2 separate regions of the Homo sapiens genome follow, and region 2 is linked to region 1. A link is a loop called in an ENCODE intact Hi-C map of the cell type or tissue named here. Cell type or tissue: dorsolateral prefrontal cortex. All regions are shown on one strand.

Region 1 (5,000 bases):
TGGATATTAACACATTGCTATCATCTAATCCACAAACCTACTCAAATTTTGCCAACTGTTCTAATGGAATACTTCAAGAAAACGATCTAGTTCAGAATCAGGTGTTGCAGTTAGAGGTCATGTCACTCTAGTCTGGAATAGTTCTTCAGTCTTTCTTTGACCATCATGGCCTTGACACTTCTGAAGAGTACAGGTCAGTTATTTTGGTTTGTCTGATGTTTCTTCATGACCATAAAGTTAAGCACTGATTCATCATTTATTGATGATGGTAGTCTTGATCATTTGATTTGAGTCGTGTCTACCAGGCTTCTCCACTGTAAAGGTACTATTTTACTCTTTCTAATTAATAGATATTTTGTGAGGAGACACTTTGAACTACATAGTTTTCACCTCTCATTAAACTCCCAAGTTATTTATTTGTTTATATTAGAATGAATTCATGGAATCTCATTTTATTCAAACAGTTATAATCCACTCAAATTGTTCCCAATTTGGCCAGTAGGAGCCAGGACTTCTGTGTCCTTTGGACATGTCTCCTATTTTTTTTTGAGCACTTCCTTGTTTTCTGGTACTACATGTTCCAGGCTTATCTTGTACTGTCTTCCCCAGATCTGAAATTAGCCATTTATCTAAGGAGCCCACATTTCCATCTATATTTATTTTTATATGTTTATTTCTAAATCTATCTATATCTATTGAAAACCATGTGTGGCAGTCATGAAAATGTGCCTCCTGGATCTCCAACTGCAGGAAACATAATAGACTGACAGCCCAGCTGCTGTGCTTTGAAATCAATCACTGCTACTTCAGCCAAGGCTATGCTTCCCACCAGCTGCTCCCAGCCAATAGCGGAGCGCAACAGAGATACTAAGGCAGGCCTATTGCTGAGGGACATAGGGTTCCTCTGACGGACAATTTTGACTTCTTATCAAGCTTTGACGAAACTCTTTGGAACAGGCCCGTAGCTCAGATGTTCCCTATCTAACCTTCCTTCATTCCCTCCATTCTGCACAGGGGTTTGACCTGCACTGCAGTCTGTTGGCTCTTCCCAGGCCTCCTGGGGTTCCCTTCCCACCTTCCTTGAGATGAGTTTTCTCCAATTAATCTCTTGCACATCTAATCCTTCTTGGCACGTGCCTCTTATAGAACCTGAACCAACATACCATGAGTTCACACAAATACCTAAAATTCCAATCCACTGCTACAGGGTTCATTCTAGTTTTCTTCCTTTCCATATTTGTATATACCTACTCTGACAGTGAGAAACCTGGCTTATCCTTAGTACTTTCACTGGTAGGGTTGATATTCCTTAGTGTAACCAATCTTGTAACACTGATGTCACCCCTCCCAAGTGGACACTCAGTCTTTAATGCCTGGCTATGGAGCCACCTTCCATGTGGATGTTTGCACCCAGGTTGAACTCTGATACCTTGTATGAGTGATCATCCTTACCTTCCTATGGGGCTCTGACACCCCAAGCCAGACTAGCCTATACTTTGTGCAAAATACTGTGCTTGGAACTGGGATATAGAGCAAGAAAAGCATGGCCCCTGCCCTCACAGTGTTTATCACTCACCAAGGAAGATAAACAATGAATGAATAATTGCCATATATTGTGATGGTGTATCACATGGGGAACCCACCAAGAAGAGAACACATGTGATTCTCATATGCATTGCACGTAGTGAATGCCCAATGGTGATGGTTGTTATCATTTCATGTATTTTTACTCTTGTTACCGCTAAGCACCAGCATCACAACTGTTCCTCCAGGAGAAATCTATAATTAGGGGATAAGAAGCTAAGAGAACATGGCTTAGATGCTGAGCTTTAAAGGAAAGAGAGAAGAAAGTTAGTGGGCAGGGTGTGGAGTGATTTGGGAATCTAAGGCCTCAGGAACTCCATATGGCAGGTCTTAACTGGTTTGTAGACATTTGCTGATAGGATAAAGAGGGCAGGGACAAGGAAGAGTAGAGAAAGTGCCCTTGGTTTTTCCCGGCCAGGCAGGTACTCAGTAATTCTGTGTATTGATTTGAGCAGCATTAACTGGGGTGGATCATTAAACATTTGTGTTGTTTTTCTTTATATATCAAAGCTTGTTTGTGTGAATTTTTCCTTGCCTGCTCTGCCATTCCCACTTTCTCCTCCAAACCCCATGTATTTACTGTAAAATGTCAATGCTCAGTAATTCAAAATGCAGTAACAAATATTTCTTTGTTTTCTTGGCATTTAAAACAGCCAGGACATCTCAAACTATCAAAAGTGGAGTTGTCCCCCATGCCACTCCCCAGCCTTCTTACTAGCTCTTTGATGGGTGGAGCCTCTCTTGTTCCCTGCTAGGGCCCCTTAGTGACAACCTTAGTTTAAATCCTCACCATGTATCAACATCTACATCTGCTGATTTGAGGCTGTTGCCTTCTCCATGCTGCCAAACACAACTCTGTGATAATGACAGCATTTGCCAGCACGCTTATGTGGTGACTCAGGAGACAGGGTGGCCAGCAAAGCAGCCTCTTTGTGGGAGTGGATTTTGAGAAGTGCTAATTCCGTGGCAGTTTGGAGATATTAATACCGTGCTGGCAGTAGATAAACAGACATCCGAGGGGCATATAATGAGAAGATAATCAGCCACTGCATCTTTTCCTCCTTGCTCTACCAACACATTTATTTTTTCTTCTTTAAAAAAAAAAAAGCATGTTCTCCTGGGTTTTGACGAATAGAGCCCTTAAATTGCGTAAACATGCACAGATACTGGTTGGTTCAGCTCCCAGCATCCCCACAGTATAACTTTCTAAGAACCACTGGTGTGTTAGGAGTTAACCACATTTTCAAACAATACTCAGTCATAGCATATGGCACGGTAGCCTATTGCTTACCATAGCCTCTCCCTAAAGGGCAGCAAACCAGATGGTTTGAGTAGGGCCTTTGGTGTAATTATGACAGACACAAAGAAAGACATAACCACCATTCTCCCTCAATAATATCATGCTTCTTGTTTTCCAGTATTTGCTATAGTTAATTATACTTAATTTTTGAAAATTTGTTTTTGCAGTTTGATTGTTCATAACAAAGTTCCCTTTCCAGGTTGGGGAGGAACCATTCAAATATGTATCATTAAGTGTCTGCATATCATTTCCCATTCATCCTTCTCTAGCTAGTAGATGCAGGCCACATAGAGTGGCATCTCTCATTCCCAAGTGTGAGCAATTTTCTTATTCTGGCAAAAAAAAAAAAAAAAAAAGATTTGTTGCATTTGAGAATTACTTTGCATTAGAGTCTAACCTGAGATTTTTTGTAGCTCCCATGGAGTATTGCTCCAAAACTGGTCATCTCAGATTTTATATTGTTTACTTTCTTTGTTCCCCATCTTGATTTGCTTTTTTCTTTCTTTTTTGAGATAGGGCCTCATTCTTTTACCCATGCTGCAGTGTAGTGGTGTGATCACAGCTCACAGCAACCTCAAACTCCTGATCCTCCTCCCTCAGCATTCCAAGTAGCTGGAACTACAGGCATGCACCACCACACTCGGCTAATTTTTAAATTTTTATTATGGAGATGGGGGTCTCATTGTGTTGTCCAGGCTGCTCACAAACTCCTGGGCTCAAGTGATCCCAGCGCCCGGGCCTCCCAAAGTGTTGGGATCATAGGCATGAGCCACAGCACAAAGAATTTCCTTTCTACTAGAATGCCTCCCTCCTGCCTGCCTCTTCTCTCTTCATTCATAGTCTTATCTTTTCCAAGCCCACTTTGGGTAGAAGATCTACTCTCAGGAGTTCTTATAAGAGAAACACTTCGTTATGTAAAACCAATGTTTCTAACGTTGCCAAACTAAAAGAAGACATTTTCTGGTTGTTCTGTCGGCTAGAAAGATTTTGAGAAATTTAGGTCATGCTTTTATATGTTCCATTTTTTTCTCTATGTGCCTAATATTTTATAGCAGACTTTTCTTGAGGGCAGTGGCTTGTTTATAACATTCTGTAAATAGCCTGGTGCAATGTGGGCTTTTTACAGATTTTTTTTTTTTTGCTAGTTTTTAATATTTGGATTGATATAGCATCTGACTGTACTAACCAGAAAAATGCTGAGCTAGGGAACTTTGTTATTTAACCTTTTATTTGGATTTCTAGCTTAGCAACTCATAGGTCTTGAAACCTTGGCTTCTCTCTCCCTCTGCCAGAATGCGTTAAGACCTCCAGGTGCTAACTGTTATTATTTCTGTTGACTGAGCCCCATATGCACTTCTAGTGCTCACTGACCTATCTTTTCTGTTGCAGAAACATTGCTGAGGCTCTTGTCAGCAAAGGTCTAGCCACAGTGATCAGATACCGGCAGGATGATGACCAGAGATCATCACACTACGATGAACTGCTTGCTGCAGAGGCCAGGTAAGACCAAACATTACTAAACACATGGGGAACCCACACCCTCACTTTTTTCTTTCCCAGTTTTGTGCCTATACCTGAGCAGAATGTGTTGGAAAATAATATGCTGAGAAAGCATGTATTATTATTCTAGATTTTCCCCATGAAAAGAAGGACACACTTTGAACTTGCTGTCTAATTTTGTTTAAGTGCACTTGGTCTTCCATTTTAAAAAATATGTAAAATAGGTATATATTAGATATGATCTCCCTTTGTAGCTGTATAAAAGAAAGCATGAATGAGTGCTCTATAGGAGATATGTTTATCATCATTCCGGGACTAACTGTGAAGCCGTGCTTATGTCTGTAGTACATTTGCCTCTGTTTCTTACCTCCAAAGGCCTCTACTCCTAGCCCCTCCCGTTTACCACCTCTAGACCTTTTGTCATGTACAAAGGAAAGAAAACATTTATTAGGAAATGAGTTTTAGTTTCAAACACTTCTGACAGCTGGCAGGAGACCATTTGAGAAGCCCTGTGACATTTTACTTTTGTCCTTCATCCCTGTGGCTGGTTGCCCCAAGGACATGCATGCTGCTCAGCAGTATTTCTGGCCATTGTCATCCCTCAAGGCTCTTACTC
Region 2 (5,000 bases), 160 kb before region 1:
ATAACTAAAAAAAGGTAGATAAGTTGGGTGCAGTGGTTCTAAAGGTGTGAAATTTGCTATTCTGATGTTTTGCACATATACATATCTTGGTGCATTCACAAGTTGAAATTCAGCATTGTTTTCATTTGTGTGAGAGTTTATAGACAGCCCGTAAGAGTAAAATAAAAATATGATTGTCTTTTGAATCAGATCATACATAAAAACCACGTACAGGATGGGTGATTTGAATGTCTGGCCAATCAGTTCTTTCTCTCTCTTTTTTTCCCTTAGAGGAGGCAGTTTAATGCAGCAAACAGTATTATGGTAAGGTTGAGAATTTAAATGTATGAAAGCCTAGAAATGCCAAAATAAGGTTCTCTCAGTAACTGTAGCTCTGCCTCATTGCACAGAGTAAATACACATCTCCAATTTTATCAGTATTGGGAGTAGTCCACAATTCTGCATCTGTGCCGTACAGTTGGAATTAAGGTTCCCACAGCAACCACAACTTTGAAATTCTTGAACGTTAATTTTTGTGCCTGTATCATCAGCCAGTGCATTATGTTAATGTAGACTATATAGCTGAATTTTAAGCAGTTTTTAGGGGGATGGGGGTGTTATAGCTTAGGTAGGATGATAGCAGGTTTTCTGAAGTAAGCACTAACCTACTACTGAGTATTTTTAGTCCCAGTATCCTTTGGAACTCATCAGTGGGTAAACGATGCATTTCCCTTAGCCTACTGGCTGACAGGAAATTGTTGGAATTGGAGTATTTCCTAGTTTAGGCAGAATCCTGATTATAGAATTTCTTGTCTCTTACAAGGCGTGTTACCTCTTTTTTTTCTTCTTTTTTCTTTATTCTTTCTTTTTCTTCCTGTTCACTCCTGAGATCTTACTCCATTTTAAGACAGTTCTAAGTAAGACTTAGCTGCAATAATCTACAACATATGGCTTGTGAGGAAGATGGAGGAATGATTTCCATTATTTGTCTGTTAAAGTCCTTTGGAAGAGTTTACTGAAGGGCCACGTAAGAAATAAGTTAATATAATGAACCTTGAATGTAGTGGTAGAAGGTACCCTGAAGAGTAGCCGGTTTTGGTGGGTGGTCTGGGTGATCTTCCCAGGTCAGCTGCTGTACCTTGTGAGTGTCAAGGATGAGAAGTGAGTCAACAGGAGGAATGGCTCTCTAGGCCAGCGCTGTCCAACAGATATATAAATATGAGCCACACATGTGAGCTCTATTTGTTATTTTAAATTATCATATAACTACGTTAAAAAACTAAAAAGAAACATTAATTGTAATTTTTAAATTTGACTTATATCCAAATTATTATATCATTTCAACATTTAATGAATATGAAAAATAAATGAGACGTTCTTCCCCTTTTTAAAACTGAATATTTGAAATATGGTATGTATTGTACATTGGCACTACATTTTAATTCATCATAGCATATTTCAAGGACTCAATAGGCACATGAGGCTAGTGGCTACCATTATGGATAGCACAGCTTTAGAAATTTGCATGAACAGGTAGTCATTGTTGGTACATATTTACAGATACTTATTTTGTGCCAGATACTGTGTTGGGGGTGCAGCAGGGAATAAATAGATGTCCCTTCTCTGCCTCATGGAACTTTAGAGTCTAGTAGGGGAAATACACAAGTAATTTCATTTACGTTAAGTGCTATGAAAGAAAAGCTTAGAGTTTAGGAGAGTGCATAGTTTGGGAAGGCTACTTTGAGGAAGTGACATTTAAGGCCTGAAGAGATATTAGGAATTAGCTAGATAAAAAGTGGGAGAAGACAGTTTCTGACCTGGAGAGCAGCAATGACAAGAATGAGTTTTGGGGACTAGAGAATGGATGGCTCCTGTGGACGGTGCATGAGTGGTATGACACCTGTGTGGTACGAAACCACAGGCAAGGCCAGATCAAACATGTCCTGTGAACATCTTAGGATACTCAGGAAGGGAGAGAGAAAATGGGGCATATGATGAACTGCAAGTGATTTTGTATGACTGGAATAGAGGATAAATTTCAGGGGAGTGTTAAGAAATGGGCCTGGGAGTTAGACAGGGACCACTTGTTGAAGGCTTATATGCCATGCATTTTAGGTTTTGTCTTGAAGAATTTTGAATTGGTGAGTGGCATGTTTGGATTAAAATACTCTTGTTTCGGTTGTTTGAATTTACAAGATATGAAAGCAGTTTGCATATAGAGAGAATATTATGCCTGGTAAAAACTTACTTTAGCAAGGAACTCTGGATTTTCTTTTGGTAAGTTTCAGTTGACCAAAGACCTGGAAAATGGCATGATGAAGAGTTAATGTCTTAGGAGACGTTAACTCTTTCAGGCTGATGAGTGAGAACTATGGATGCTGCTCCAGCAGTCCTTCTTTATACTTGCCTTTTGACTTAAAGAAATCCCCCCACGCCAACCCCTGCCCCTTTCCTTGGCCTGAGATTACTAAAAGAAAAAAGAAAAAGAAGAAGAAAAAAGAATTCCCCAGAGCTCTTATAAAGAATACAAGATCCTGCTGTATGCTTATGTTAAAGTTACCAGAGATTTACAATATGGGTGTGGTAAGAAACATCACCTGGGCATCCTAGTGTGACTGTAACTGTATGTGTTTAAAGACTGAGCAACAGGCATCCTCTCGGAGTCTTAGGTTTCTGGTTTCATTTACTACGTACCAGCTGTTACAGTCACAAGTGGAGCCCAGTTGAGTATTCATGGCATAGATGTTGGGGCCAGGACCTCTGTTAGCTCATATGGCATCTTTGTGCAAATTTAGAGAAGGGTACTGCTTCTTCCTGTCAGCATCATGCCAGGGGCCATGGCTTGGCAAGCAGAATGGAAGCTAAATTTTAGCTCCTGTTCTCCCTTTGTCCGCTTTGCCAGGTACCCTTCTGCAAGGCACAGCATGGGTAAAAATATGGGCCTGCCCTAGTTAGAACAGGCTGGTAGAATCTCCAAGGAAAACATCAAGGGCATTTTTTGGAAATTGAGGAGTGGTTTTGTAGTTGCGGAAACATGGAGTGCTTGAGGAATGTTAAGAGATGAAGGTCTGTGATGGATGGACGGTGGAGGGCCTTGAAAGAAACACTAAGGACATTTCCTTCTCTCTAATTACAGGACTCTGCCTGGGGGTCAATGGCTTTGGCATGGAAAGGATAACCTGAAAACTTACGGTACCAGAGCCTTTTCCAAACCAAAGAACAAAGCGGGAGAGGGTGCAGAATAAGGAACTAGATGAGTAGGAGAAGAGGGAAAGTCTGTGGCATGGGCTTCCTCAAGGACAGGCAGATGGGGCAGACATTCCTGTTCTAGGGCGGGCCTCCACTGCTAGCTCCCAGATGAGGACTCAATGGGACTTTCCCTTCAAGGAAGCATGGGGGAGGTTCTTTTAATATTTTCTTCCTCCGAGACAACTCTACATTTGGAGGGTAGTAGGGCAAATTGTTTTTTTCTGTTTTGTACACAGAGACAAGTTCATTTCTCTTAAATTATACTGGAAGATGAGCTTTTTGCCTATGGCTAACCATATTTCTGCTCCCTTAATTTGGTTACTTTCTAATTGGAGCCAGAGGAAGTACTTGGACAAACACTGTGATCAAAGGAACTGTTTTCATCCTAGGCTTTCCAATATTACCCGGAAATTCATGGGTAGCCACTTCTGGATTTTGGTTGGAGCTTGGTTTGTTCCTAGATAGTGTTATGCGAGAGTTAAAAGGAGGGATGTGCAATATTTCCCTCTCTAGAATTCTAGCTGGATTTGTCTGATGTTGACGGTGTTTCTGTGGCACCCTGCTTCTGGATTAATCCAGTGTCAACCCGTAGGAGACGTTAACTCTTTCAGGCTGAGAGCCAGTTAAGAAAGCTGACGTGTGATGCTCTTGTGAACCTGGCCATGTATCAGGGTTTCTCTAAAGGTATAGTTTGTTTTATCCAGTTGTTTGCTATAAAGGAATGTGCTAAATCTTGGAGAAAGGCTGTGGGTTTTCTGAGCTGCTGCCTTAAAGGAGATAACACATTTTGCGATCTCAGGACTTCCTAGAGAGTGCTTGGCTTTGATCTGAAACTGGAAAGCCTAGTGCTCTATTGCCCAGGGCTGCTGTGGGCTTTGTGTTACACTTGGAGTGTTAATGACAAAGGAAACAGCCCCCAGGCATCCGATGAAGGGGCTGACTTATTCTCCCTGAAGTCTGTTCTTGCGGTGCTATTGTAGTTGACTAAGAGATACAGAGCTGAAATTTACCTTGAAAACAGGTACATAATTTACCCAATCCCCAGGTGTATAAAATTTGCTTTAGGTTGCTGGGCCTTTTTCTCAGATTCCTTTTCTTAGCTGTCTGTCTCTCCCATTCTCTGTCTTTGTATCTGTTTCTCTGTCTCTGACAGCCCCCACTGCCAGCGCTCCCACTTAGTATTTTGGGAAGGAAGTGTGGAAACCCAAAGGTGGAGTCTTTCCCTCAGCTGGTAGTCACCCCCTGCTACCAGCCTCTATTCATTTCCATCACCCTGTCTTTTAGTGTCCTCCCTGTGAATTTATTTACCACATAAAGGTTTGTTCACACCAGGGCCTCCAAATATTCAGACCCGGGTGCTAAAGGATCAGTTTTGTTAAAGCTGCCATATGCTGAAGCCCCCAGTGTCCTTGTTGCCTTTGTTTGGGGAGTTCATCTCCCAGACCTGGCCCGCCTGGCTCTCCAGGGCAGGCAGGTGGGAGAGAGGAGCTGAGATAGGTGCATTATTAGTGATGCCTTGGGATTCTTAAGGGCTTTTTGTCAGAGGCAGGGTTATGTAAGGCACTGATAACTCCATTCATTGTAAGGGGCTCCGGGGTGCTTTGCCATTAAAAGCGATTTTCAACCTATTCCCTCCAGTTTAGATTTGTAAAGGCAAAATGACTGGTCCCTCTGGACCCTCAAGCCGACTTTGCCGACTCTGAGACACGTGCCAACAGAAAGCTGTGGGGTTAGAGACCCTAAGTGAAATTGGAGCAGGCCAGTAAACCCAC

Evidence for each region. A loop is a pair of places that touch in the nucleus more often than their neighbours do. Peaks named below come from ENCODE experiments on the same cell type or tissue, not always from the same donor. Only the 100,000 strongest peaks of a DNase experiment are listed, where the experiment ranks them.
Region 2: it touches region 1 in a loop (1.8-fold over the local background); 2 of 110 quality-filtered maps call a loop at or near these places.

What each region holds. Positions count from the first base shown.
Region 1 is chr7:127,883,629-127,888,628 of GRCh38, forward strand. SND1 (staphylococcal nuclease and tudor domain containing 1) reads left to right here. Exons shown (of 24, transcript NM_014390.4): 13 at 4,274-4,384. Among named protein-coding and RNA genes, the nearest start is that of SND1-IT1, 110 kb to the right of the region's middle. In dorsolateral prefrontal cortex, no CTCF peak of the experiment used is centred here; DNase peaks (open chromatin) are centred at 820 and 2,463; H3K27ac peaks cover 4,908 bases.
Region 2 is chr7:127,722,556-127,727,555 of GRCh38, forward strand. The region is part of intron 10 of SND1 (staphylococcal nuclease and tudor domain containing 1); the gene reads left to right. Among named protein-coding and RNA genes, the nearest start is that of SND1, 73 kb to the left of the region's middle. RefSeq lists an enhancer at 4,314-5,000. In dorsolateral prefrontal cortex, no CTCF peak of the experiment used is centred here; no DNase peak of the experiment used is centred here.